7 separate regions of the Mus musculus genome follow, and regions 2, 3, 4, 5, 6 and 7 are each linked to region 1. A link is a loop called in an ENCODE intact Hi-C map of the cell type or tissue named here. Cell type or tissue: left cerebral cortex. All regions are shown on one strand.

What was found. Hi-C counts contacts between places; a loop is a spot of excess contacts. Peaks named below come from ENCODE experiments on the same cell type or tissue, not always from the same donor. Only the 100,000 strongest peaks of a DNase experiment are listed, where the experiment ranks them.
Region 2: a loop joins it to region 1, with 4 times the contacts of the local background. A loop is called at or near these places in 7 of 42 quality-filtered maps.
Region 3: it touches region 1 in a loop (3-fold over the local background); 7 of 42 quality-filtered maps call a loop at or near these places.
Region 4: a loop joins it to region 1, with 2.3 times the contacts of the local background. A loop is called at or near these places in 3 of 42 quality-filtered maps.
Region 5: it touches region 1 in a loop (9-fold over the local background); 28 of 42 quality-filtered maps call a loop at or near these places.
Region 6: it touches region 1 in a loop (9-fold over the local background); 29 of 42 quality-filtered maps call a loop at or near these places.
Region 7: a loop joins it to region 1, with 5 times the contacts of the local background. A loop is called at or near these places in 2 of 42 quality-filtered maps.

The regions. Positions count from the first base shown.
Region 1 is chr11:117,823,040-117,827,039 of GRCm38, forward strand. It overlaps Tk1 (thymidine kinase 1), which reads right to left and starts at 2,975. Exons shown (of 7, transcript NM_009387.2): 1 at 2,675-2,975; 2 at 2,562-2,593; 3 at 1,632-1,742. The coding sequence starts at 2,740. Afmid (arylformamidase) reads left to right here and starts at 2,880. Exons shown (of 11, transcript NM_027827.3): 1 at 2,880-2,967. The coding sequence starts at 2,911. In left cerebral cortex, a CTCF peak has its summit at 1,822; DNase peaks (open chromatin) are centred at 51, 1,166, 1,782, 2,842 and 1 more place; H3K4me3 peaks cover 426 bases.
Region 2 is chr11:117,235,895-117,239,894 of GRCm38, forward strand. It overlaps a transcript of Septin9 not described here. Among named protein-coding and RNA genes, the nearest start is that of Gm39478, 28 kb to the right of the region's middle. In left cerebral cortex, a CTCF peak has its summit at 2,447 (motif pointing right); DNase peaks (open chromatin) are centred at 404, 2,455 and 3,897; H3K27ac peaks cover 451 bases.
Region 3 is chr11:117,242,381-117,246,380 of GRCm38, forward strand. It overlaps a transcript of Septin9 not described here. Among named protein-coding and RNA genes, the nearest start is that of Gm39478, 22 kb to the right of the region's middle. In left cerebral cortex, a CTCF peak has its summit at 2,123 (motif pointing right); no DNase peak of the experiment used is centred here.
Region 4 is chr11:117,750,323-117,754,322 of GRCm38, forward strand. It overlaps Tnrc6c (trinucleotide repeat containing 6C), which reads left to right. Exons shown (of 22, transcript NM_198022.2): 16 at 2,655-2,822. Among named protein-coding and RNA genes, the nearest start is that of Tmc6, 28 kb to the right of the region's middle. In left cerebral cortex, a CTCF peak has its summit at 1,994 (motif pointing right); DNase peaks (open chromatin) are centred at 1,514 and 2,855; H3K27ac peaks cover 1,548 bases.
Region 5 is chr11:117,707,983-117,711,982 of GRCm38, forward strand. The region is part of intron 3 of Tnrc6c (trinucleotide repeat containing 6C); the gene reads left to right. Among named protein-coding and RNA genes, the nearest start is that of Tnrc6c, 56 kb to the left of the region's middle. In left cerebral cortex, a CTCF peak has its summit at 1,565 (motif pointing right); a DNase peak (open chromatin) is centred at 1,562.
Region 6 is chr11:117,714,273-117,718,272 of GRCm38, forward strand. Tnrc6c (trinucleotide repeat containing 6C) reads left to right here. Exons shown (of 22, transcript NM_198022.2): 4 at 1-180. Among named protein-coding and RNA genes, the nearest start is that of Tnrc6c, 62 kb to the left of the region's middle. In left cerebral cortex, CTCF peaks have their summits at 2,234 (motif pointing right) and 2,434; no DNase peak of the experiment used is centred here.
Region 7 is chr11:117,070,276-117,074,275 of GRCm38, forward strand. No RefSeq gene overlaps it. Among named protein-coding and RNA genes, the nearest start is that of Snhg20, 4.5 kb to the right of the region's middle. In left cerebral cortex, CTCF peaks have their summits at 2,024 (motif pointing right) and 3,329 (motif pointing right); a DNase peak (open chromatin) is centred at 2,060.

The DNA.
Region 1 (4,000 bases):
TTCTGCCTCACTTTCAGAAACTAACTCAGAAAGCCGTTTCCCAAACCACAGACAAGCAGCATATAGTGGCATTCTTCCCAAGGAAAGCACCTCCTGGCCTACTTACTACCTCACCATCTTAAAATCTGGGAAGCTGGGTGTGGCCAACCACATCCGGAATCCTTGTATTTACATAGATCTGAAGGAGTTGTGGGCTGGGTGTGGGATTGCTAGCCTGTAATTCCAGGAGGAAGAGGAGGGAGGGTTACAAGTTATAACCCACCTATGCTACCTGAGACCTGCCTCAGTAAATGGGTTGAGAGATCATTTGTCATTCTTGCAGAGGACCTAGGTTCTACCCCCAGGAACCACATGGCAGCTGACAATTATCTATAATTCCTGTTCCAGGGAATCGGATGCTCTTTTCTGACCTCCCAGGGTACCAGACAAGCAAGTAGCGTGCAGATCTACATGCAAAAACCCTAAACAAATCAAAAACAGGATGGAGATGTCTGAATGTGTAAAGGGCTTGCTTTGAGAGCATACTGAGCCAGGTGTGGTGGGACATGTCATTGATCCCAGCGTTTGGCAGGCACAGTTGGATCTCTGTGAGTTCAAGGTCAACCTGGTCTACAGAGTGAATTCCAGGGCAACCAGAGGTCTGTAGAGAGTTCCTGTCTCAAAACAAAACAAAACAAAAAAAAGATATGGCCAATGAGTGTGGAACACAGATCTTATAACCCGAGGCTGTCCTCTGAACGCGGGTGTATGGTTACCTGTGTGCAAACACACACCTCCCTAAGAAACCAACCAAAGCTGGGCATGGTGGTGCACGCCTTTAATCCTAGCACTTGGGAGGCAGAGGCAGGAGGATTTCTGAGTTCAAGGCCAGCATGGTCTACAAAGTGAGTTCCAGGACAGCCAGGGCGACACAGAGAAACCCTGTCTCAGAAAAAAATAAAAGAAACCAACTAAAGAACACAACACAACACTCGGGCATCTTAAATTCTCTCTTCCCTCCCCTGGTAGAGGGGACCAGAGAGAGGACAGGCAACAAGCCAGCTGTGGCCACCACTCTAGGCACTGTTGCCTCCTCTGATTTCGGTCCTCCTGGATGCACATCCCGTCCTGAGCGCTGGCACCGTGGTTACAAAGACAGTTGTAAAGACCTCAGTACAGAGTCTGGCAGGAAGCCTGGCTTGAATCCCCAGGCCAACTCCCAAGTCCTGGTAGTTCTCGGCTCCACTTCCTGCTCCGCTTCAGAAACCTGCTCTACCCCAGGCTGCTCACCCTTGGCCCAGCTCCAGCAACCCCGAGAGGCACAAATTACTTTCTTGAACTCCTACCTACCCTTGGGCTCAGAGGGAAATGTCCAGTGGAAGGGCTGATAGATAGACAATTCAGAATGATGACGGCTACCTAATGGCAGAGAGCCAACTAAAGAGGGGGGGAAATATCTCTGGAGTCAAGAGGGCTGCAGCCTCTACCCAAGTGGGACCCAGGTTCTCCCAGCCTCCGTGGGTACAATGGACACTTGGGGACAGGTTATTCTAAGTAAGTTTTGAGCACTTATTCATATCCACTAGAGGCTAGCAGCAGTGTGCCCCGAGGCTTAGGGGTTTCCGAAGGGCAGGCTCAGGGGTAGGACTGACCGATCATGTGTGGAGAAGCTGTTGCTATAGCGCGTGTCTTTGGCATACTTGATGACCAGGCACTTGTACTGGGCGATCTGGAAGCGCCGGACTCTTCTCATCAGCTCTGTGCTGCAAGAATTAACCAGAGCACATGAGGCCCGAGCAAAAGGCGGGCTGCCACTACCACCTAGCGTCGGGCAGCCGGAACTGCAGCCGTTCACCCCATGCTGTTCTGAACAAAATTCAATTTTCATGAATGAACTTCAAAGTCTTTGACAGAATCACCAGAGAGCTTGCTTCTGGATCCCAGATCATGAGTTTGGCCCTCACCCTCGGGGCAAGGGACAAATTGAGGTGACACCAGACCATTCAGAAATAATGAGGTGCCTGGTATGGTGATGCACCCCAGCAGAGGCAAGCGGATCTCTGAGTTGGGCCACAAATAAAGACGCTGAGTTAAAAAAAAAAAAACAAAAACTAACCCCAAGATAAAGCAAAGAAAACCCAAGTAGTGTGTGTTTGTTATTCTGGGTGGGACTCCCAGAGTTTAGACCCTCACCTCAGAGTTAATTGGGCTCCAAGGCTTTAGGAGAGCTCGCATGGGGAATGAATGAGGAAACTGTCAGAGAAGGTGCCTAACTCCCAGGGGACACATGAGAGTTCGGTGGGCTCCTGGGTAATGTGGGCTGGGGTCTTCAATTGTACCCCCATGTGGTCCGCCTCAGCAAAGATAGGGTTCCCCAAGAGAAAAGGCTTGGGCAGGAGGATGGCAGCAATCCAGGAAATCGAATTTTGGGCGGGAATGTACACACAGAGGTCGAGCGCGTTTGCCGCCTAGTCAGAGGCTCCTGGGAAGATGGGGGAGGGGGGAGAGGAGAGCCAGGGCCTGCAGAGAGAGAGGCTGCAGAGAGAGAGGGAGGCCCACCGCCCCGAAGGCCCATTCATTACCTTTTCCCTGAGAACATGGGCCCGAGAATCACCTAGAAGAGAAGTCATTTAAGGGGTCTCCCCCTTGTACACCCCGCACCAGCCACCACCCGACCCCACTCCAGACCCCGCACCTGAATCTGCCCCCGAGTCTTGCTGGGGGAGCTGGGCAGCACGGTGGGCAGATTGATGTAGCTCATGGCTGCTGTGCAAACCTTAGTTAGCACCGAGAGTCCGTGGGTGGAAAAATTTCGACTTACTGCTCGCATTTGCCCGCGAACTCAAAAGGGGGCGGGACGAAGACAAGACTCGTCCCACCTCTCAGCTACGTGAAAAGCCTGGAGCTCGACCATCCCCTCCGGATCTGGCCATGGCGTTTCCTTCCCTTTCTGCGGGCCAGAATCCCTGGAGGAACTTGTCTTCGGAGGTAGGTGTGGTGCAGCCGCCCAGAGCCGGGACTGGAATTTTAGGATGCCCACAAGCCAAATTTCCAAGCGTTGAGCGCCAGATTTCTTCATTTTTCTCGTCATAGAGCAGGTTTAGCTTGTTAGCCTGGTTTTAAAGACAGCGAAAACTCAAGTTCCAGCAGGAACTAAGGGGCTTAGGGTTTGGACCTTACTCTGAGGTTGTGCAGTGTGATTCTGTGTTTCTGTAACTACAGTCTGGAAGGTGCCAAGGCTGGGGGTCCTTGCTGTGAGTCGCAAAGTAAGGCAGGCACCTTCAGGGACAGACTGTATTGAGCGGCTTCAGAATTCCCATGCTAAAACTCCTATGGCTCACACCGAGCATGCCCAGAAACCTTCTCACTCAGGAATTTGTTTGGTTACTCTGTCTGCCATTGGTTGCGGCAAGGGTTACCAAAGGCATACACAAAGCAGGACAACACATTTTGGCGCTTGCTGTAGTTAATTACCATTCCACTAGGATTTCTTGACTGGTTAGCTTGTATTAAACAGGCTTCTTTGTTTTGGTCACAGACAGACATCACTTAGAATCTGTTGAAAGTTAGGAACATGTGTCCTCGGGGGTGGCTCAAGCATTCAATTCCAGGCAGAGGCAGGCAGGTGACTTAAGTTCAAGGCCAGCCGGGTCTACAGAGTGAGTTCCAGGTCAGCCAGGACTACACAAAAAATAAACTTTAAAATACAATCAATCATAAATCCTAATAGTAAAAATGAAGGCAGAGGGCTAGAGAAATGGCTCGGCTGTTGAGCATCCACAGCTCCTCCGGAGGCGCAGAGTTGAGGATTTCCAACACCCACATCAAGACAGCTCACAGCGTCCAGCTCCAGAAGGGACTGCAGGCACACACATTTAAAGAGGAAATAAAAAGACTTTTGGCACATGTCAGTAATCTCAGCACTTGATCCTCGAGGCAGCTACACAGTTACAAGAGATGAGAAAACAAAAAGACGACAAAAAAAAAAAAGATGATGCCTAGCCAGGCCCCTAGCATCCAG
Region 2 (4,000 bases), 590 kb before region 1:
AATGGGGCAGTCACAGACAGGGATCATGGGAGACACTGCCCAGTAAGGAATCCACACATGGCTCTCTGCAAGGGTCCAACTGCCCTGGCATTGGATGTATGCTCCTGGCTGGGGTCTGGTTTGTGTAGTGAGACACCAGGGTCCCAGGTCTTCTCTGCCACGGGGCAGGCAGACAACCGGGGCTCTCTGGAGGCTCACTGCCCCATTCAGTCCTCTCATCTCCCACCTCTGGGCTGGCCGCAGAGCCTCTGGCGGGCTCCAGCTGTGACTGATGGATTGCTGTGACTTTGCTTAGCTCTGCAGGTCAGAAATCAGAAGCAGAACGAGCTGGGCAGGGCTAGCTCCTTCTGAAGCTCCAAGCAGCTCTTGGCCCAATGCTTTCCCAGCTCCTGGTGGCTCCAGCAGCGTCGGCTTTCTTGGCTTCTGCCTCTGCTGTCTCGTGACCGGCTTCTCTCAGATCTCCCTCTGCCTTTCTAAAAATGAGGATATTTAAGGCCTCTGGGCAGCTGGGATGATCACAACTTAAGCCACCACATTCTATCCACAAAAAGCCTTTCCTTTTTTTTTTTTCCTTTCAAGAAAAAAAAAAAAAAGAGTCTATCTGTGTTTGTGTACATTTGCCCTGACACGTGTGGAGGTCAGAGGACAACTTGAAGAAATCTGTTCTCTGTTTCCATCATTTGGGTGCAGAAACAGAATTCACGTCATCAGGCTTAGTGACAAGCACCTTTACCAGTTGAGCCATATAGCTTGCCCAAGAGCCTTTTCTCCCAGACACTGCTCTCTGTGTTGGGGGGGGATAGACGTATGGGGTGGTAGGGGTATGGGGATATGGGGTGTGAGAGTACCAGAGTAAGAGTCTGGGGTGGTAGGCGTTTGTGGGGGACACCATTCTCCCTGTGTAGCTGGTGTTGGGCTGGTTATAAGACTAGTAATAGTTGAGGTGGCCTTGAACCCCTGATGGTCCTGCCTCCGCCTATCAAGTGCTGGGATTACAGGTGTGTGCCTTCACACCAGGCTCTGCCCATTTTTGAGTCAAGTTGCTTTGTTATTGAGTTGAGGGAGCTCTTTATATATGCTGGTTATTAGATCCTTATTTGATCTATCCTGTCGGTACTTTCTCCTGCTCCGTGGACAGTTGTTACCCTCACAGCACCCGCCTGGGTTTGAAGCTTACAATGAAGAGTGGAGAATAGCACACCACCTGGCCACTTGATTCCTTCAGCATTGCCTGTCACATGGGTTTGAGCAGGAGATGTGGTGTCTGTATGTGTGTGTGTGCGCACATGTAGAAGCCAGTGGACAGCCTTGGCTATTGTTCTTCAGGCACCACCCACCACATGTTTTGAGACAGAGTCGCTTAACAGCCTGGAGCTTGTTGTGTAGGCCAGGTGGCCATCGAGCTCTGAGGACCCACCTGGGCTGAAACTGCACACGTCACCATACCAGGCTCTTTACCAGGGTTCTGAGATTTTGAACTCGGGTCATCCTGTTTGCAAGACATTGCTGACCGAGCTCCCCAGGCTGCGGTGGTGTGTGTTTATGGGGAGTTATTAGAAGCTCCTACAACTGAGGGGTGGACTGACTTGGGGGCTTGAACAGCCAGAGAAAACCAACAGTTCAAAAGCCATGGGCAGAGAGGACCTCAAAAACAAAGGCTCTGACGTTAGAGCCAAGGAGGGTGTGAGTGGAGAGGGGTGCTGTGGAAATGGGTGGGAAAGAAATGGCCTCTGACTCTGTTCTGTTTGCCCCATGCTCATCCTGGGAAGCCCTCAGTCTGGACTTGGATAAGGCCAGCCGGTGTCCTAGGCGACGGTCTCTCCAGTTCAGGGCTCCCAGCCACGTGTGTGTTGACATGTGTGGTGTATGTCACAGGACATAGCTATCAATAATGAAGAGAGTACTCCAGGACCTGAGAGATGGCTCAGCAGTTAAGGCTCTTGCAGGGGACCCAGTTTTCATCCCCAGCACCCACATGGCAGCTCACAACCATCTGTAACTCTAATGATTCCTCCTGGCTTCTGAGGGTACCAGACAGACACACACCATGCACAGACATTCATGCAAACAAAAAGAAGAAGAAGAAGAAGAAGAAGAAGAAGAAGAAGAAGAAGAAGAAGAAGAAGAAGAAGAAGAAGAAGAAGAAGAAGAAGGTATACCTTACAGATTCAGGGTTCTGCCTGGTGTCCCAGCCCAAGGTGGCGAGAAAGGGTTGGGGATTGGTGTCCTGCCTGGAGAGGGTAGCCTTGGTCTGCGTTTGTGACCTGTGTTGGTGGGCAAGGACCATCCTCAAGGACCTGGATAGTCACTGTGGACGTGGTGGGTGTGTTCTATAGACAGGCAAAGCCTATTGATCAACACTGTCTATTTGCAGGGTGTTGGTGGCCCAGCAAGGGCTAACTCTCTACTTGCAGGAAATAGAGAGGCAGCTGCAGGGATCTTTTTGTCCAGCAGGGGGCGGTGCAAGCTCTTAAAAGCCCATGTACTTGGGTATTGCTTTCCTTGGCTCTGCAGAAGGGCTGCATGCTGCTGCAGAGCTGCCAGTACAACTTGATTAGGCTGAAGGGGAGGGAAGCGGCAAGAGGAGACCCTCAGGAAATAATAAGAAGGAGCCACTGAATTCCAATCCCAGCCTATGGCACCCGGGGGAGGAGGCTGGTGCCCCCTGACTCTTTCTGTACTGTATTTTCCTAGGTTTTGTTTGAAGTGTTTCAATCTCTCAAGTTTTTCCAGCCCACTTGTGTGTGTGTGTGTGTGTGTGTGTGTGTGTGTGTGTGTGTGTGTGGTCAGTGAGCGGGCGTGGAGGTCAACGTTGTCTTCCGGTATTGTTTATTACCTTGGTTTTCAAAAATGACTTGTGTGTGTGAGTGTGTGTGTGTGTGTGTGTGTGTGTGTGTGTGTGGCTGTATACACATGCATGTTCAGCCATACCTAGCTTTTACATGGCACTGGGATTGAACCCAGGTGCCCATTCAGTAGGCAATAGAACTTCTTTACTAGCTCAGGCCCCAATTTTCTAACTTTCTGAAAACATTTCAAACAAGAAGACAGACGGTGAAACCCTGCCCACACACCCACCTGCTGGACCCTACCGTGAGTGTTCCTTGTTAGGTGTGCATCTGTCCACCAGCAATCAGGCTCTCCTCAGACATATTTGGTTGACTAATTAATTTGTCTTTGAGACGGAGTCTCATGTAGCCCAGGCAACCCTCAATCTCCTGTAGCTAAAGTTGGCCTTGAACTTCTAATCCTTCTACCTCCATCTCCCAAAGGGTGATGTCAAAGACAAGTGCCACCATGCCGGGTGACTGAGGCAGTTTTAATAAGTTGCAGGTACCAGTACTCATGACCTCTCCTCCCTCTGCTCATGGATCGTTAGCCACTGTGGTTCTCTCTCCACATTTCTGTGTCTCCTGGATGCTGTGCATGCCATCCTGTGATTTTTTACAGGTAAATGCACCGTGTGTTCCAACTGCAGCCACAACATGGAACACTGACATCACCTGGACAGTCCCCTGTCCCTTCCTATACAGCTGCTGCCTTTGTATCCTCCAGGGAACTTCCCACCCTGGGTTCCTTTATCCAGTTCGAATGTTGGCAGAGTCGCTCAGTACTGTGGGTCCCCATGGCGTGTTCCATGCTGGGTCCTACTCTCCGCCCGACCCTTCTGTGGCTTTGACATTTTCCTGTTTCCTCTGGTTGGGCCTCCGTGATGAACATCTTATCCTGGTCTTTCATGAGAGCTGCTTCATCTGTCTCATGGGAGCACCTAGACCCTTGGTGTCTATTTAGTTCCGGGAGAAACTTCTACATCTTCACCCACAGCAGCCATCCGGCTTCAGTCCCAGCGGCAGTGTGCAGTGGTGTGCGTTCACACTGGCATCTGCTGCTGTCAGTCTTAAATGTTAGTCATTCTGGCGGTGGGGGTGTGGGTGCTATTTCACTCTGGCTTTAATTTTGCATCTGTCTGATGACTAATGTGGCCCAGCACATTTTCATG
Region 3 (4,000 bases), 580 kb before region 1:
CCTTGTGCTGTGTCATGGAGACCACCATGTGTGACAGTGACAGCTTTAGTCATCCTCCGGGATCAATAAACCCTGTCGGTGTTTAGTAACACTTGCTGATCGGTGAGAATTTTCACAACAGTTGTGGTAGCTCACACTTATGACCCCAGCACTCAGGAGTCTGAGGCATAAAGATTAACAAGAGTTTGAGACCAGTGTAGGATACACAGGAAGTTCAAGGTCTTCCTGGGCTTCATAGAAGACCATGTCTCGGGCTGGAGAGATGGCTCAGTGGTCAAGTGCACTGGTTTCCCTTGAAGGTGACCTGGGCTCAGTTCCTAGCACACATGTGGTGACTCACAATTATTGGTAAATCCAGTTCCAGGAGATCCGATGCCCACTTCTGACCTCACAGGCACTGAGTATGCACGTACATGCTGTATAGATATTAATGGAGGCAAAGTGCTCATGTGTGAAACAAAAATGAATAAATATAAAAAATTTAGGTCTCAAAAATAAAACAAATGGGCAACACGCACACACACACACACACCACGGCCTTTATATAAGTTGCAGTTAAGATCGCTGATATCATATCTGTTTCCTGGCCAGGCCCTGACTAAGCCACCAAGTCAGTAGGAGGAAGGAAGTAATGATGATAAAGGCAGAAATCAAGGAAATGGAAAAAGAGAAAAAATAAGGTCATTCTTTGTTTCTCTAAGACGATATGGAGCGACAATTCTCAACTAGATTGCCGAGCTGGAGGAGGAAAGTCCAAACAGGGGTGGTCAGGGTCGGCGGTGAGGCGGTACCCTGCGAAGTGCCGTAGGTAGAACTGAGCCTGCTGGTAGACACCTTTACTCCCAGCACTCAGAAGCAGAGACAGGTGGATCTGAGTTCTGAGCCAGCCTGGGCTACTTTTCAAGATAAAATTTATCGAGCCAGGTGTATGGAATCCCTCTCGGGAACTGAGGTAGGAAGATTGAGAGTTTGAAGCTAGCCTGTCTCAAGGGGGAAAAAAAAGGATAACCAAAGACAACATTAAAGAAGGTTAAGAAGAAGCCAGAATAGCATTCTGTCTATGATATTTAACTGTGCCGGGCGATGACGCCTCACACCTTTAATCCCAGCAATCAAGAGGCAGAGGCGGGTGGATCTCTGAGTTCGAGGCCAGCCTGGTGTACATAGTGGGTTCTGGAACAGCCAGAGAAGCCCTGTGTGGTGGTTTGAATAGGTGTGGCCCCCACAGACGCATGTATTTGTACACTTAGCCCATGGAGACTGACACAGTTAAGGGATGTGGCCTTGTTAGAGTAGGTGTGGCCTTGATGAAAGAAGTGTGTCACTGTGGGGGTGGGCTTTAAGATCTCTTAGGATTAAGCTCTGCTCAGTGTGGAGCGCAGCTTCTCCTTGCTGCCTGCTCAACTCTCTGCTCCTCCAGCGCCATGTCGGCCTGCACATTGTCATGCTTCCCGCCATGATGATAATGGACTAAACCTCTGAAACTGTAAACCAGCCCCGATGAAATGTTTTCTTTTGTAAGAGTGGCCTTGTTCATGGTGTCTCTTCACAGCAATGAAACCCTAAGACACCCTGTCTTGAAAACCTTAATTCATTAATTTACAGCCAGATGAGGTGGCCCAGACTTTAATCTCTTAGCTGAGGAGTCAGAGGCAGGGCCAGAGGCAGGAGGATTCCCTTGGCTTTCTGACCAGTCTCATCAAGTGAACTCCAGACTCAGTGGAGAGCCACTGAGGAGGACACCTGATATCTTCCACACACAAAAGGGGCAGATAAAATGGCTCAACAGGTGCCGGGCGTGATGGTGAACACCTTTAATCCCAGCACTCGGGAGGCAGAGGCAGGCGGATTTCCGAGTTCGAGGCCAGCCTGGTCTACAAAGTGAGTTCCAGGACAGCCAGGACTATACAGAGAAACCCTGTCTCGAAGAACCAAAAAAAAAAAAAAAAAAAAAAAAAAAAGATGGCTCAGCAGGTAAAGGTGCTTGCTGCTAGGCAAGGGTGACAGACTTATAACACCATGACACCATGTTTTACCTGGGTTCTAAGGATCAAACTCTATACAAATACATATTCCTACTTTAAACTTTATTTACTTTATTTATATAAATACACTGTAGCTATCTTCAGACACACCAGAAGAGGGCATCAGATCCTGTTACAGATACTTGTGAGCCACCATGTGTTTGCTGGGAATTGAACTCAGGACCTCTGGAAAAGCAGTCAGTGCTCTTACCTGCTGAGCCATCTCTCCAGCCCTCCTACTTGCTTAAGTACACCTCTTGATGTTGTTACTTAGTGGCTGTTTAATGGGTTCTAATAGGGATTCAGTATAAAGGTAAGCCTTTACCCAGCCTGCTTAGAATTAGCCATGCATGTGTGTTTGTAGATGTGGGTACAGGAGTGTGCACACATGTGTGTTTGTAGGTGTGGGTGCGGGAGTAAATGCATACACACACACATGTGGAGGCCTGATGTTGATGTTATCTTCTCTCGACTGCACTGAGACAGTGTCTGGGGCTGAACACAGAGCTCACTGTTGGTGCTGGGATTCCTTGTCTCTGCCTCCTGCATGGTTGGATTACAGGTGGGACTACCACATGGCACCACTGGGTGTACTGGGTCTCATGCTTGCTTGGCAAGCACTTTGCCTGCTGAGCCATCTCCAGTCTTTCTCTGTAATTATTATTATTTGAATTTTAATCACTACCTATGCTCAAACCACACAATTCTGTATATGCATGCCTATATAAAGAATAGCTATAAAGGGTTAAAGAAGCCCAGTCCAAAGAGGCAGGGAGCTGTTAAAGATGCAAACAGACACTGCAGGTGGTGAGAGGCAACTGTGAAGATCCCACTGTGAGAACCACTGGAGGTGTCGGAGCCCAGCCCCAGGGTTACAGCATCCTCAAAGGAAGGCACTGGACCTTAGAGGAGAGGTGCCTCGCCCACGCCCAGCCTGCTCATGGAGAGGCCCTTTGGGTTCCCACCTGCTTGAGGCCACCCTGTCTCTCTTTGGCTACTGGACCTGGCCAGATGCTGCCAGGTCCAGATCTGCCCTTGGCTGGACTTGTCCAGGAGCTGGCCCTTCCAGTGGAGGCAATGCTCTGCTCCTGCTTGGGTCACAGCGACCTCCTCCCTGCTGTGAGCTGGTAGGCAGCTCATAGGCTCAACCTGCCTCATCAATCCACAACAGTTTAGTTCCTCTTCTGAGTGGCCCTGGTGTCATAGTCATTGGCTGGACCAGGAGAGGCGACTTGCCGTGCCAGCAGCCGCAGATTTGGGGCTTAGCCTTCAGACCTGGGGTGTTGTGTAGCTGCTGCGTGGTGTGGCCCAACCTCCCTTCTCTCAACAGGTCTGGAGTGGCACCTTCTTTAGGGCAGGTTTCAGCCGCCCAGGACTGGCCCAGAGCATTGCTGCTCTTCCCTGTGTGCCCAGGGTCCTGGGATCTGCTCCCAGACCTGGAGGGAGGGGGATCCCAAAGGCACTGGCCCTTCTGTCTCACTTACTTTTCTGTTGCTGTTAAGAGACACCCTGACCAAGGCAACTTATAGTTTATTGTTTATTGGGGCCTTGCTTACAATTTCAGAGGGTGGGACCATGGCCATCATGCAGGGACCACGTGTTGGAGCCGTATCTGAGATCTTACACCTTACCCACTAAGCAGGAGGCAGAGAGGAAGCCAACCTCATAACCCACCTGCAGCGACACACCTCTTCCAACAAGGCCACACTCCTAATCCTTTGCAGTTCACCATGGGGGACTGAACATTCAAATGTGTACCATTTGGGGCCATTCTGTTCAAATCACCACAGAGGGGATCCTAAAGGCACTGACCTAGCCTTCTCCATCATCTTGTACTTCTCAGACACAAGCAGGGAGGCTCAGGCTGGGGGCTTTCTGACAGAGAACAAACATGTGCTGGACTCTTCTGCAGTGGACCCAGCCTGTGTGTGTCACCTCTGGTACTGACCCAACACCTCCAGCCCCTGCACTTACTG
Region 4 (4,000 bases), 73 kb before region 1:
GAGGCATTTGTCTCATCTGGCCAGTGGTACTCAGACTGGTAATACAGACCCTCCGTAAGATCTGTGGCTGGCCTGCAGTCCTATAGTATAGGTGTGTGGTAACTGCCCAGCACACAGAACCTATTCTGTCAGAACAAGCTTGATGCTGGAAACTTTATGGTACCAGCTAAGGAGAAATGTCACCAGGAACTAGGAGAAAGCATTCCAGGACTGTGTGCTGATAGCTGGCAGAATCTGTGGACATGAATAAGTAGCATCAAATACACACCTCCAGGAGGGCAAAGGCCATCTGGACCCTCCCTTCACTATTGTCTTGTCCGTTATTGTCCCTTGACTGATAGAAGGACAAGTTGTTCCTTGGCAAGACCTAACTTAGGACTTAGACCTCCTCGAGACCAGCTTCTCCCCACTGCTAACTTACACAGTTTGCGTGGTTGCTCTTTGCCTCAGTTCTGCTGTATTTATAGAAATATTCATCACACCGAGTTCTTTTAAAAATTACATGAAGCCAGGTAGTGGTGGCGCTTGCCTTTAATCGCAGCACCTGGGAGGCAGAGGTGGGTGGGTCTCTGTGAGTTCAGGACCAGCCTGGTCTACAGAGTGAGTTCTGGGCAGCCACAGGTACCTTGTTGAAAAGGAAGCAGACAGACAAAAGCTCTCCAGAATGAAAGGCTTGCTGTCCCCACCATGATAGGCTAAAAAGATAAACCTGTAATCTCAGCATTAAGGAGCAGATGCAGGAGGATTGCTGCCAGTACAAGATTAGCCTGGGCTGTTGCCAGGCGGTGGTGGCACACCCCTTTAATCCCAGCACTTGGGAGGCAGAGGCAGGTGGATTTCTGAGTTCGAGGCCAGCCTGATCTACAGAGTGAGTTCCAGGACAGCCAGGGCTACACAGAGAAACCCTGTCTCGAAAAATAAAAAGATTCGCCTGGGCTGTATAGCAAATACCAAACCAACCAGATCATGTACCAAGACCCTCTCTCAAAACAAAAAAGTAAAAAATATATAAGATTAAAATTTAGAGTCCAGTTTACAGGGTACAGCAGAGAGAAGCCCTGTTGTGCTCAGAGTTGTCCATCCAGCCGTTTTCACTGCCTTGTCTGTTGAATCTGTATGAGGAAATAGAGGTTGGAAAGCAGAGGCTATTGAGGGGACAACCCCTGGGCAGATTTACACAGCCGTTGTGCTCGCAGGTGTGGGACTGTGTGTAAACACCTGAAATGTTGAGCATTAGCAGGCTGCGTGCCCAGTGCCATGGCACACATCTGTAATCCCCGTACTCGGAGGGAGAGGCAGGCAGAACTCTGTGGGTTCCAGGGTGATGAGTTCCAGCCCAATCTATGCAACGTGTTCTGGGACAGGCACATGGAGAGACGTCTCAAAAACAAAACAGAAAGGAGAAACAACAGCAGCTGGGTACAGAGAGCCTGCTTCCCACGTGGCAGTGCTTACTCAGCCCAGTAGTGCCTGGTTTTGGCAGGGCAGAACCTGTTTCATTTGCCCTTGTCTGCATTGCTCACTCATATACCCCCATGAATATTGGAGTGTTCAGCTCCTGCTCTAAAATTTAGAACTAAAATGTTTGACTCTACTTGAGTGGTAGGGCTCCCTCTGCCATAACTTTGATTATGGAATGGGACTCACTGTCGGAGGGTGGTGGTGTTTGTGAACAAAATCTCAGTTACTTAGTGTTACCAGTGGGCGAATTCTCAGGAGTCAGATGCTGGCTGATTTTATTGAATCCTGCTTGCAGAATTCAAGCAGAAAGCTCTTAGATTAAAGGTGTGTGCTGAGGCTGAGCCACACTATAGCTAATAACAGGTTGTTCCATTTAATAACACAATCTTGGGATCCACAGGATGATAAAATATCCTGCAACATTTCCCCTCTTTGTCTAAATATAAAGGAGAGGTTTTAACTTTTTTTTTTTTAAGATTTATTTATTTTATATATGTGAGTACACTGTAGCTGTCTTCAGATACACCAGAAGAGGGAGTCAGATCTCATTACAGATGGTTGTGAGCCACCATGTGGTTGCTGGGAATTGAACTCAGGATCTCTAGAGGAGCAGTCCGGGCTCTTAACCACAGAGCCATCTCTCCAGCCCAGAGATTTTAACTCTTAACACAGTAAAACGATTTGCAATAATGAAGCTATTCCTCCCAAACTTTCCACAATGTCCAGCTTGCTTGTATTTTGTGATCTTAGGAATAAGTATATTTGAGTTCAAAGTTGTGTAAAATATAACTGTCTTTCTCATATGAACTTAGCAATTTGAATGTCCTGAGCAGTTTGTAGTCTTAGCCAGCATCCCACACCAAATTTACTGAACTACATAGTGAATTCCAGGACAGGTAGGGTTGACATACTGAGACCTTGTCTCAAAATATAAAGCAAAGCCAAAGTCTAGCAGCGTGGTACATTGCTGTAACTTCAACACTCAGGATTCAGAGGCAGGCAGAACTCCTTGAGTTTTAGGTTAACTGAGGCTACATAGTGAGGCCTTGTCTCCAGAAAGCTCTAGGTGTAGCTGATGGGTTTACCATGGAAGTGTGTGCCTGTGCCTGAGGCTGGACGCTAAGTCTCCAAGAGGTCTTTCAGAGCAGAGGCTTTGATGGAAGAGCAGATGCTAACGGTGTCTGTGCTTTTAGCTGGATTGAACCCGAACATGAATGTCAACAGCATAGACATGAGCAGTGGCTTGTCTGTGAAGGACCCGTCGCAGTCCCAGTCACGCCTGCCTCAGTGGACACATCCCAACTCCATGGGTAACTTGTCTAGTGCTGCTTCTCCCCTGGACCAGAATCCTAGCAAGCATGGTACGTATGCTCGTGCCAAATGCCCACCCACAGAAGGCAGCACTTCACTTATTGACGGGGTAGCTAGCCTAAAATATCACTTTTCTTTCTGTGCATTTCTATGAGTGCAATTCCCAAAACAGAAAAGGAGTCTGCCATTGCACAGCACCTTCGAGCTAACCATCAGATCTTAGCTCCAAACTCATAATCATTAAAAATGCCCCAGAATACCAAAGAGCCCAGTGTTCTTTAGTTAATTCCTTTTTTCTGCCAACAAAAAGAGCCAACTAAACCCTAGAGAGATGGCTCAGCAGGTAAGAGCAGGTACTACTCTTGCAGAAGACCTGAGTTGAGTTCTAACAGCCATACTGGGTGGTTTACACCTGCTTCTGACCGAAGATCCATGGCCTCTATGGGTGCCTACACTCACATGTAGTACATGCCCACCCACATGCCATACACAAATATATAATTGGGAATTTTTAAAAATTTTTCTTAATGTCAAAAAAAAGTACTAAAAAGAATCACCTTTAAAAAATGTAAGTCACAGAAAGTATCAGATAGGAAGGAGAAAGAAACAAACATGCTAATGATCATATTGGCCTGCAGTGGGCTAGAATATGGCTCAAAGACAGGCCACTAACCTGGCCTTAGCGGCCTCCGTTCAGTGGTAGGGCACTAGGTTCACATGTGTGAGGTCCTGAGTTCTGTATCCAGAACCAGAAAGGAATCAATGAAATGTAATAAAGTATATAGTTTTCTTTTCATACAAAGTAATCTAAAAGGAAAATTCCCCTCATGAATAATTTAGCAAGAAATTCTCCATATGACATCTGGTCCCTTTGCATTGTTGATTTTCTCTGTATAAATCAGTGCCCACTTTGTTTTGCATAGTAAGGGCACCACTGCAGCAAAGGGGACATGGAGGTACCAGCAAACACAACCACTAACCAGGAAGACACATACTGTGTCCCCAGAAAAACTTAATGGTGGGCAGCTTACCAGTGCATAAAGATTCCCAGCTTCAGGTGATTGGGGAATGATCTCTAATCCCCAGCAGTTATGAGGTACAGGCAGGAAGACTAGGAGTTCAAGGTCGTCCTTGGCTACTTACAAGTTGGAGGCTAACCTGTGTTACATGAGACCTGTCTCAAAAAATATTTTTTTCTTAAATAAGATTTACAATGTGGCTAGGGGTA
Region 5 (4,000 bases), 120 kb before region 1:
ATGGAGGATGGATGTAGATCACAACTATCCACTCCACACATCTTTAATAACTGCAGTGACTGCTGGGCAAAGAGTGACTTGGTTGGATGAGGGAAGAAGTTACGGAAGGGATCTGAGGGTAGTGCTGGACTGAGATCTGAAAGGTGACTAGAATTTCATAAGCCTGGATAAGAGACAGGAGAGAAGTTAGACCCCCACAGAGAGAACAAGCTTTGCTGGGCTTAAGGGTGGGTGGTAGGACATTTTCCAGAACAAAACAGAAGATTAGTGTAGCACCTGACGAGTGGCAGAGGAGAGTGTGTGGTCAGGGCTACAGGGAGTGGCCCCCTTCCTTCTCCCCAGCTTCTCTCACTGGTTCAGTGATTTGACATGGGCTCTCTCTTCTGGCAGTTTGAACATTCTACATTTGCTGGGAAGTAGACCAAAATTTTAGCTCTTTTTCACAATTTACTAATTTATTAAAAATATTGCATGCAGCCCTGTGGAAGTTGTATTCAGCACATTTGTATCCTAGAACACCTGAGATCCAAGTCTACTCAAGGCTCTTTCTGAGGTGGAGGAAGCCCTGTATGTCCCAGAGTGTACGCACTTGAGGGTAACAGACTTGGAACAGGATGAGGGGAGCACTGGCAAGCTTTGTGCATCCTCGGTCGTCTGCCCAGTGTGTTGCTGTGGTAGAAATCGACATGGATGAGTTCAAAAGACCTGTGGTCATTAATGCTGTATGGCTCACTCAGCTTGATACAACACAGCTTTCAACCTTATTATTCTTATTGTTAGTAGCCACTATAAATATAACTGTACAGTTAACATTAATGTTATCTAGGGCACAATATTGAAAGTAGCACTTAATTTAATTTGAATACCTTTCGGAGTAGCTGGCGCGCTGCATGTGGTGCAGAGTATCCTTGCAAACGTCAGTTCTCAGGCCCACTAGATCACACAGATGGCCCCTTGCTGCCATCTCCCTACAGCCAACACCTAGATAAATCAATTGTGCAGTTGTTGAACGAAGGGCACCTTCTTCTTCAGAAGACCATGAGGCAAAGAAAGGCACCAGAGAGGTGGTTTGTATCTTAAGCAGTGATGGCAGTCTGACCATGCACACTACACTGAGAACTCTTTAGCAGCAGAGCATGGGAAGGCACGGGTAGGCAGCAGGTGGCATCCTGTCTCTGATGCCAGCAATGCCAGGAAACCGGAAGCAAGGCTGAAAGTCAGATTCAACACACAGGGGTCCAATAGCACGGCCTGGAGAAGGCCGGGAGCATAAGGAGAGCACGGTCACGGCTGTGGCTGGCTGGCTGAATGGCCCAGGACCTGAGGCACAGTTCTTGTTCCGTGGCTCTTTAGAGATGCTGAGACCGAAAGGTCAGAAATATTTACCAGCTGACATCTGATCTTCTGGAGCCTGGTCTATGGAGGACTTGGCGAGCTGGGCCAGATGGGACCATGCTGCTGAAGTCCTTAACAGAAAACAGAAAACAGAAAATGACTTGTTAGAATAGAGTTTTCAGGGATTGTCTCTTTCTTAAATAATGTATCTATCTTTTGCCAGCAGGTGTCGCCCTCACTTAAGAAAAACATGAAATGCCTATTAGGCAGTGAAACTAAGACTTTTAGCTTGCTGAAAGCTTTTTAAAAAGGTTAACTGTTCCTTTGAAATGTGGCCCTAGATGCATTTGTCTGAAGAAGAGGATGGCAGAGTGGTCTTGATACCCTATGTCTTTGGACAGGAATAGAATCAGAAATTTAGATCTGAAAACAGAAAACCAAAAAATACTGGCTTAATCAGAAGTTTTCTCAGCACACTATATCTCGCAGCTCCCCCTGCTCAGGGTTGTTGGCTGGCTACCTCACTGCTTGCTTGTCCAGCCATCTCCTTTCTCGGAGTCCTAAAGGACCAGCTCAAAGTGTTCGCAGTTCTGGCAGCTGGAAGCAGGCTGTGAAAAGAAACATGTAGACCAAAAACTGAGCGTGTTCATGCTACTCTCCAGGCTTCCCAATCTCTGTTACTGTGATATATAATAAGTTATGTTTCTCCATTTGGGTAGCTGAGAACTGAACCCTGGTCCTCTGGAAGAATAGCCAGTGCTCTTAACCCCTGAGCTACCTATCTATCTAGCCCCAAGAAAACAAAATCTTATTTTTTTTAAGATTTATTTATTTATTATATGTGAGTACACTGTAGCTGTCTTCAGACACTCCAGAAGAGGGCATCAGATCTCATGACAGATGGTTGTGAGCCACTATGTGGTTGCTAGGATTTGAACTCAGGACCTTTGGAATAGCAGTCAGTACTCTTAACCACTGAGCCATCTCTCCAGCCCAAGAAAATAAATTCTTAAATGTAATATATTTCTGAGAAACTTGTTCAAACTTTTCTTGTTGGAGAGCACACTTCCATTTCCTGGAAAAGTCCTGTCCAGCAGAAACATCATGCAATGCAAAGGGCTGAGTGCGTACCTCAGTGATAGAGTGTGTAGGTTTAGCGCGTGTGAGGAGACCCTGGATGTGATCCTCAGGAGGGAGAGAAGACAAGGGGGGGGGGAGAGAGGGGGGGGGGAGAGAGGCAGAGGGAGAGGGAGAGGGAGGAGAGAAGAAATTGCATTTAGCTCACAATGATGACATGTGCCTATAGCTATACAGGTGGTTGAAGCAGAGGATCACTTGAGCCCAGGTGTGTAAAGCCAGCCTGAGCTCCATGTTTTGTTTTGTTTGAGACGTGGTCTCGTGTAGTTTGGGCTAGCCTTAAACTTGCTGTGTAGCTGAGATTACTTTGAACTCCTTATCATGCTGCCTGTACTGTCCAGTGGCTGAGATGGCTGGTCACAAGGGGACTCTCTCTGTCTTAGACTCACAGCACATCTCCGTAGCCTCACATGGTTACAATTTTTATTTTCCCAGTTGTTGATTCAGTTGGGTAAGAAATCATGGGTTGTGCTTCATTGCTGTCTACAGAAAGAAACACTTGGCTCATCCCCAGGGACTTATTGCTCCACTCTTGGATATCTTCATTTGGAAGGGAAATGACTTCCAAGTGGCCCTTCCCAGCTGACAACTGAAGATAAAGCCTGGACTCAGGGCAGCACTGGGCAGCACTGGGGTTTATTTGTTTCCAAGACAAGGCTATATGGGTGCCACTCTTGAATAGCCCAGAGCATGACTGAGAACAAAAATTTGGAGCCCGTTGGTGTGAAGGACCCAGAGAGTAAGGGGTAGGCAGCTGCTCCTGACCATCCTGCTGAGTGTGGCTCTCTTGTACTTGGAGCTCTCTGCTGGGATGGAGAGGAGGGGCTGATGCTCTCTGAGCACGTGCCTTCCTCTGTTAAAAATATCACCTCCCCTTTTCATTCTGTGACGATGAACAAGATCTTCACAGCAAAGAACGTGGTTGGGGATGGGATTCATATTTGTTCAAAATCATCTGCATTCTTTGAGGGAGTATGTGCAGAAGACCTGAGGATACAGGGCTGCTGTCTTTTCCTAGGGGACTTGTGTGTCCAGTAGTCTAAGAATACAAATAGTTTCTGTTCTGTGCCAGTAAACAGCAAACTTCTCCTGTAAAGGACTGGATGGTGACTGTTACAGAGTTAGGAGCCCATAACTGGTCTCTGCCATTTGTTTTCTCCCTCCCATCCTTTAAAATTGTGAGAAGCAATTTTCTGAGTTTCTGCCAGTCTTTACTCTCTCCTGGAGCAGTTATCGAGGAAAAAGGGAGGTTTCAGGGATATCACACACGCCTAATATGCCAGACAAGCAACATGGGACAAGGAACTGAATATTCTGTATTCATATGTCTTAGACTTTGGGGACTTAGATGGCAAGGAAAGCAGCGGACTCACAGCATCAGCTTACTTAATAGGAATTACTTTTTCTATACCAGGCTTAGCAACAACAACAACAAATAGCCCTGAACTTGTCCTTTTGTCTAGTTAGTTAGTTAGTTAGTTAGTTGATAGTACATAGGACAGGAGGGTGTACATTCCACAGCCACACG
Region 6 (4,000 bases), 110 kb before region 1:
GGGAGGTGCCTCCACGCTTTCGCCAGCAAGAACAGAAGCAGCTGTTAAAGAGAGGCCAGCCATTGCCCACAGGGGGTCTGACCAGTTTGAACTCAGCACAGGCTGCTGGACCTGCAGGGGCCAGCCCTCCTCCCCTCCCTGGAGCTGGGGCACAGCAACATCCCAGCAAGCTCCAACAAGGTAAGGACCATGAAGATTGGGACTTGTTTGGTGTTAGGGATAGGACCGGGACCTTGTAATTGCTAGGCAGGTGCGTGGCCATTACGCTGTCCCATCAATCCTGAGGCTTTCTTTCCATGTGCCTCTATTACCCACTACTCAGACTGAAATGAGAGGAATTTTTGTGTCTTACCTAGAGTTTGAGGCTAGCCTTTGCACCATAGTGGGACCTTGTCTTGAAAAATCTATAGATATATAGATTCACACATAAACACAGACTGGGCAGGAAGCTTATCTAGATACTTGCATGGTCACCATAGAACACGAACACGCACACACGAGTTGTATAGAGTATAACTCTTATGGATAAAAAAAAAAAGTCTGAAAATTCAATCAGTCTATATAATGAGTATAAATGAGAAGTTGCTCTCAGCTCCCAGACAGCTTCATTTTACCTTCTCTTCTCCCTCCAGTGTCTGGCAGTGTTGCCTGCTGAGTGTTACTATCACCTCGCTGACCCAGCAGCCCCCTCAGACACCGACATAGTCCTAATGTGCAAATTCAATTTTCTTTCTACCACAGCTATGTCTGGTCAACACGTGTTATCTGTGTGGCCTCAGAGGTGACAGTACTTAGTTTTCCCTAGAGGTCCGTGTGAAGGGCTGCCCTCCACTGCCTGTATTTGGAGATTCCTGTGTCTGTCCCCTATCACTCCTTTTGGATCTGTAATGTGTCTGTCTGCTGGGTATCTCAGAGTCTCACCTCTCAGCTGAGGTGAGAGCTTGGGGAATGTCCAAGCTTGCTGTGTGTGACTGACTAGGTGGGGTGGAAGTCTCTACTGCTTCTGCCACCTCTAGCCCTGCATCTTCATCTGAAAGGAGAGGTCTGCTCTTCAGAATGCAGTCCCTTTCCTTTTTGATGTCAACATAGTCCATGTTGTAGGATGACCCGATACTTGTGTATTAAAAGTAAGTTCTAGGCAGGAATGCCAGTGCATGCTTTTAATTCCAGCACTGTGTTAGAGTTAGAGACAGGTGTATCTCTGTGAGTTCAAGACCAGCCTGCTTCTATATAACAAGTTCCAGTCAGGGCTTAATAATAGAACCAGTCTCAAAAGTAATAATTATTATTATCATCCCTGGATATTTGTAATGTTTAATAACATGAGATGGCAATGAAACGTAGTCAGTTTAAAGCAGAAACAGACTTTGATAATGATCTACCAATTCAAAGGTCTATTTTCAAGCATCAAACTTACAATAGTTAATTCTATGCCTGCAATTTATATATAACTGTGTGGGTAATTTACCTCATGGAAACTGGGCTCTCAAATAAGTGTGCCCAATGACAAGTGACAGAAGCCTAAAATGCCCAGGAAGCAACTGAGGGGAGACCTCCTGGCAGCCTAAGCCAGAGCCATGGGTATAGAAAAGGTAGGCTTACTAAACGGAAGACATGGGCTACAAGCCTTTACCTGGACAGGGTGGGTTCTGTGCGGGCCTCTGCTCCTTCGAAGGTGTGGTGAGAGGTGGAATGGTCTTTGCAGCCACAGTCTAGATGTTCATTGTACAGGTGTGCTGCTGGTGAGTGAGACCTGGGCTTTCTCACAGAAGATCCCAACAGGAAGTTAATGGGAGAAGAGCTTGTTTAACCAAGTGGAGGAAAACCTACCCTGCCCTGATGACATGGATATATCTGTGCATACACAGAGGAGCTCACACAGTGTGCTCATTTCTGAAGAAGCCTTCTCTGTCACGTTGTCTTCTCTACAGACCGTGGCTTCGCAAGGGTTCAGGGAAACGCCAGCTTGAAGCTCTTGACTTCTTATTTTCTATTTTCTCTCCTTCCCTCCTTTCTTTTCTTTCTTTTTATCAGGGTATCTTTGTGTAGCCCTGGCTGTCCTGGAACTCACTCTACAGACCAGGCTGAACTCAAACTCAGAGATCCACCTACCCCTGCCTCCCAAATGCTGGGATTAAAGGTGTGCAGCAGCACCACCCAGCTAGAATTTGTTTCTTTTTTTTTTTTTTTTTTTAAGATTTATTTATTTATTATATGTAAGTACACTGTAGCTGTCTTCAGACACTCCAGAAGAGGGCATCAGATTTCATTACAGATGGTTGTGAGCCACCATGTGGTTGCTGGGATTTGAACTCAGGACCTTCAGAAGAGCAGTCAGTGCTCTTAACCACTGAGCCATCTCACCAGCCCAAATTTTTTTTAAAAATTTTTAAACAGTTTTTTCTTCTGCCTAAATGTATTGTATTTGTGTCTACTTTGTACATCTATAAACAGAAGCTCCGACTAGTATGTGCTTCTTACACCCTTTTTGGATTGAAGCAGGAAAATAATTAAGAAGGTGGACTTATGCCAGTTTACATATAGACCTTGCATAGAATATTACGTTGCTGGTCTGCAGGTGTTGAGGGGTTGTGTAGAGGAAGGCAAGGAGGAATGTAAAACAAAGGGGAAATACCAGATTTTTTGCATTCAGCCAATAGGAAATATGCCATTATTATTTTGGCTAGCTTTCAAAAAAATAGAAGGGATGGGGAGAGGTGGCTCTGGTTTGAATTGTCACTGGGTCCTGAAGTAAACTGTTTTTGAGAATTGAGAGAATTTAGTATCAGCTATGGTTAGATCATGAAAGCTTAAAGGACCTGTTACAGTCAGAGCCTGGTTGCCAAGGGCCATCTTTTCCACAGGGCTGCAGCTATTTCCTCTCCCTAAAGCAGGAGAGAAACAGACCCTGAGCCTGGAGCAGCTGCTTCTCCCAGCCAGAGTGACAGGCAGCTCTGAGCTGCAGTGCTGCACTGAGCAAAGCCATGACCATGGTGCTGCCTACCTACCATGCTGCCAGACACTCCAGGCAGGCACACCTTCCCTACACTACCCCTCATTGTCTCCTCATACTCTCAACCTTGACATGTCGTCTCTTGTACGGAAACACGACGGCAGATTATTCTTTTAGAGACATTATCGTTTACAGCAAATTTTTCTGTGTTCCACATTGCTGGTTGTCTGGGCTGTAGCAGCGGACAGATGAGATGGGAGAGATTCTGCCCCTCCGTTGGAGGAATTTAGAACACAAAGTACTTTCTCCCTTGAATTTTTTAAAATTAATTTATTTTTTATTAGCTATTTTCTTTATATACATTTCAAATGCTATCCCAAAAGTTCCCTATACCCTCCCTCCGCCCTGTTCCCCTACCCACCCACTCCTGTTTCTTGGCCCTGGCATTCCCCTGTACTGGGGCATATAAAGTTTGCAATACCAAGGGGCCTCTCTTCCCAATGATGGCCGACTAGTACTGGTTAGTTCATATTGTTGTTCCACCTATAGGGTTGCAGACCCCTTCAGCTCCTTGGGTGCTTTCTCTAGCTTCTCCCTTGGGGGCCCTGTGTTCCATCCTATAGCTGACTGTGAGCATCCACTTCTGTATTTATTTGCCAGGCACTGGCATAGCCTCATACGAGACCGCTATAACAGGGTCCCTTCAGCAAAATCTTTCTGGCGTATCCAATAGTGTCCGGGTTTGGTGGCTGATTATGTCTCCCTTGGATTTTTATATGAAGTCAATTTTACATGTGGTAGAGAGGGAGGGTCTCAAGAGCTAACGACAGCTATGCTCTTTGACCCAAAAACCAGAGGCAAGGAATCTGTGCTCACAGTAAATATTAAGGGACACACATGGTCAAAACCACCAGGGACTGCTTTCTCCAGTTTGTGGTTTGTCATTCAGTTAAAAGACCTGTGGTGGTGAAGAACAAACTCCTTTGCTGTTTGTGTGAGTGCCAATAAAAGCATTCAACAGAGTCCTAACTTTCCTACCTGACCAAG
Region 7 (4,000 bases), 750 kb before region 1:
TGGCCAGTCCAGGTGAATCGTGAGAGACCCCATCTCAAAAAGTAAGATGGAGATGTGTTACTTACTTAAAGAGAGAATGTTTATGCACTCACAACACAGCTTGAGGGTCCCTGGGGATCGAAAGTCAGTCAGTAGTCTTGGCAGCAAGCACCTTTACCTGCTGAGCCATCTCATCTGCCTACTTTAAAATTTTTACACATGAGTAAAAGGTCCAGGAGCCAGCCTGGTGTACAGAGTGAGCTCCAGGCCAGCCAGGTCTATACAAAGAACCTCCATCTTGGGAATGTGGCAGGTATGTGTGTGGAGGATGCGGAGGGGGTGGGGGGGGGGATGCTTGCTTCAAATACAAAAGGCTCCAGGTTCCAGCCCAGTGCCTAAAAAAAATAATTGAATAAAAACCAAGTTTAAGGAGCCACAGTCACAAGGTACAACAAACTCCTACACAGGCGGTGAGGATTCAAGGACAGTGGCTGAGTGTATGAGGCCCTGGGTCATGCCCTCTGTGAGGTCCCCAGCACAAGCACAGACATTCCTCATCACACGGCACTGACATTCTACAGAAACACCCCAAAGCTACCCGCCCTACTGCAGACAGCTGCAGAGCCCTCTGCAGACCCCTCCACGCACTCTGCATCTGCAGCAGAGACACTGACACCTGCAACCTCACCCCTTCTGGAAATAGAAACCCATTTCTGCAGTGCTTAGAAAAGAGCCTTGTGCACAAGACACACAGCCAGCGGAAATCCCTCAAACGCCAGTGTAAACTCTACAGCCCGATCACTGCTTCTGGGCTCACCTAGATGGGACACCTCTTTCCTGTCCAATTTCACCACATCTAAAATCCAAGCCACTGGACATGCCTGCTGATGGCAACCTACATAAAATGGCATGGATGCCTTCACATTTTGCCTGCTTGCTCTTGCTCATTTTGGCACATTCATCTACCCTATCGCTGAGGCATCCCTTCCCTGGCGTTAGAGCCTGGGTCTTTAAGATTCCAAAGTATACTGGCGACGAGCTGAGACTTCCAGCCTCTTGGACTGAACAGCTGTTAGACCCTTGGCCTTTGCCTCAGGACACAGCATTGCTGGCCAAGCTGTCCACAGCCTGTAAGTCACTATAGTCAACTGCCCTTTTTATATATACGGATCCATTCTATCAGTCTGGAGCTCTAGAGAACCCTAACACATGGCTCACATGTAAGCTCCCCTTAAGAACTTTGGCCCTGGACGTTAAATCTCTTTTCTTGGGAATTTCCATCGACTCCGTCAGCATATTTTAGAATCTATTCACTAGCTTCCACCAATCTAAAAGCTAAGAATGTCATCAGACAGCACCTGAGTCCTATAGGAGAGACTCCCCCATGTTGCAACTGGCTCTCTTGTGTCTCCACTAATGTATTTAAAGTTTTTTTTCCATTGTAAAATTTTTTATGTATATGAATGCTTTTGTGTGTGTGTATGTCTATGTGCCATGTTCATGCCATGTGCACAGAGAGAACAGAACAGGGCTCAGGATCCCCTGGGACTGGACTTACAGATGATGCTGGGCTGCCATTGGGTACCAGGAACTGAATGAAGCCTGTGCTTTTGAAATGTTTCTGCGTCTCTCTTTTCTTTTTTCTTTTCTTTTCTTTTCTTTTCTTTTTTGTTTGTTTGTTTGTTTTTGTTTTTCGAGGCAAACAGGTCTCTCTGTATAGCCCTGGCTGTCCTGGAACTCACTTTGTAGAGCAGGCTGGCCTCGAACTCAGAAATCTGCTTGCCTCTGCCTCCCGAGTGCTGGGACTAAAGGTGTGCGCCACCATGCCCGGCTTTCTGCGTCTTTCTAAGCTGGGAAAGTCCACCAACTAATCTTTCTCACACAGTCTCGTTGACTATTTAACACATTTCAGGGAGATGTGGTGGGCTGTTTTTTTGTGTTTTTTGTTTGTTTGCTTATTTCCCTAATGGTCTAGTGAGTCACAGACCAGGACTGGGGTCTGGTCCGCTTCTGACCTCACCGACAGCACGATGCGGCGGGTTGCACTACTCAGAGACGCCACCAGGGGGCGCTCGGGGCTATGGAATGCATCTCTTGTTCCGCAGCTTCTGGCTGCCTGGTTCTGCTCATCTTGGGACCCGGTCCTCTCTGTCTCCACGTGGCAGAAACAGTTCAGCCGACCCATGTGGCCACCACAGGGAACTTGTAGCCCCAGCTACTTGGGAGGTTCAGGCAGGAGATTCTTTCCAGCCCAGGAGTTTTCAGCCAGTCTGGTCAACACAGTGAGGGAAAACTATGTCCTCAGGATAGCTCACTGGTGTGTTATTAGCCCAAGGGACACAGAAGGCTTTCTTTCCAGGATGACCGGAGTTTCACTCCAGTCACAAAGAGCCTAATGCCACGGTTGCTGCAAGCCACTGTTTTTATTGTTGGACTTGTTCTAATTGTTTTTTTATTTTCTTTCAGTTTCCAGCACAGGGTCTCTCAGTGTAGCCCTGTCTGTTATAAAACTCACTCTGTAGCCCAAACTGGCCTCAAACTCACAGAGATCTGCCTGCCTCTGCCTCCCAAGTGCTGAGATTAAAGGTGTGTGCCACCACTGCCTGCTAGCCTAAAACATTTTAAATTATCATGTAAGCTGATAAAATAGAGTAAAACCAAGCTGGGCTGTTCCAGCATGAAAACCAGACAACGGAAGTTGAGGAATGTGGAGCAAGCAAAACTAAATCACTAAGTGTGGACAGAGAAGCGGGGTGGGAGGGGGCCTGGAAACCTCCAGGGCTTTCTCCCACAAAGCCTCTGGGTGACTTCAAGACTGTCAGATGAAGAGACTCCCACCGAGAGTAAAAGACAGCCAAACGTGCAATACACCTGAAATCCAAGCACTGGAGAGGCAGAGGCAGGAGGGTCAGGAACCAAAGTTATCCTCAACTACATATAGAGTTCCGGGCTAGCCTGGGCTACATGAGACTATAAATGAGGATTCCTGGAAATGTTCCGGCAGAGGCTGATGGGAATTGCTGTGGTATGGAACAACAGAGTAGTCACAACACTGCCTGCCGGCCAAGACCCTAATTACCTTATCATGGGCTCATCTGTGCCTCTTAAGTAGCCATCCCTGGTCCATCTCTGTGTCCGTACTAACGTTTTTGTGAGTGAGAGGGGAAAAAAGCTTTTAGAATCTATTAACTTAGTTTCTGCCAATCTAAAAGCTAAAAATGCACCCGAGTCCTATAGGAGAGACTCCACCATCTTGTAACCGCCTTTCTTGTCTCCATCAGTGTATTTAAATTTTTCTTTTTTTAATTTTTTATGTCTAGGAATGCTTTTGCGGGCGTGTGCCCAGAGAGACCAGACGGTGGCGCTGTACTCCCACATGACTGGACTTGCAGATGTTGCTCCGCTGCTATTTGGAGCCAGGAATTGAACCCAGGTCTTCTGGAAGAACAGCCGGTGCTCTTAATGCTGAGCCGATGCTCCAGCCCTCCACTGATAGATTTTTACAAAATGCCTTGGTTTTTTTTTGTTTTTTTTTTTTTAAAGATTTATTTATTTATTATATGTAAGTTCACTGTAGCTGTCCTCAGATACTCCAGAAGAGGGCATCAGATTTTGTTACGGAAGGTTGTAAGCCACCATGTGGTTGCTGGGATTTGAACTCGGGACCTTCGGAAGAGCAGTTGGTGCTCTTAACCACTGAGCCATCTCGCCAGCCCTAAAATGCCTTGTTTTAAGTCCTTCTTTGTTTTATTACTTTACAAACCTAAGGAAACCACTTTCATGTGGGGACAAAAAAAAGGGGGGGCGGGGAGGCCCAGGGAGAATGGGAAGGGAAAATATGCCATGTCCGGCCAGAGTGCCTGTGCTCTGGGCAGGTGGACTCAGGGAGACTGCCAGGCACTTTCCACATGGCTCCCGGTGGAGATCTAAGCCTCTGATGGGTGGAGAAGGGGCTGTCCCTGACCAGGGACCCCCGAGGCCACACCCTGTCGCCCTGGGGTTATAGGAGAGACAGGATAGG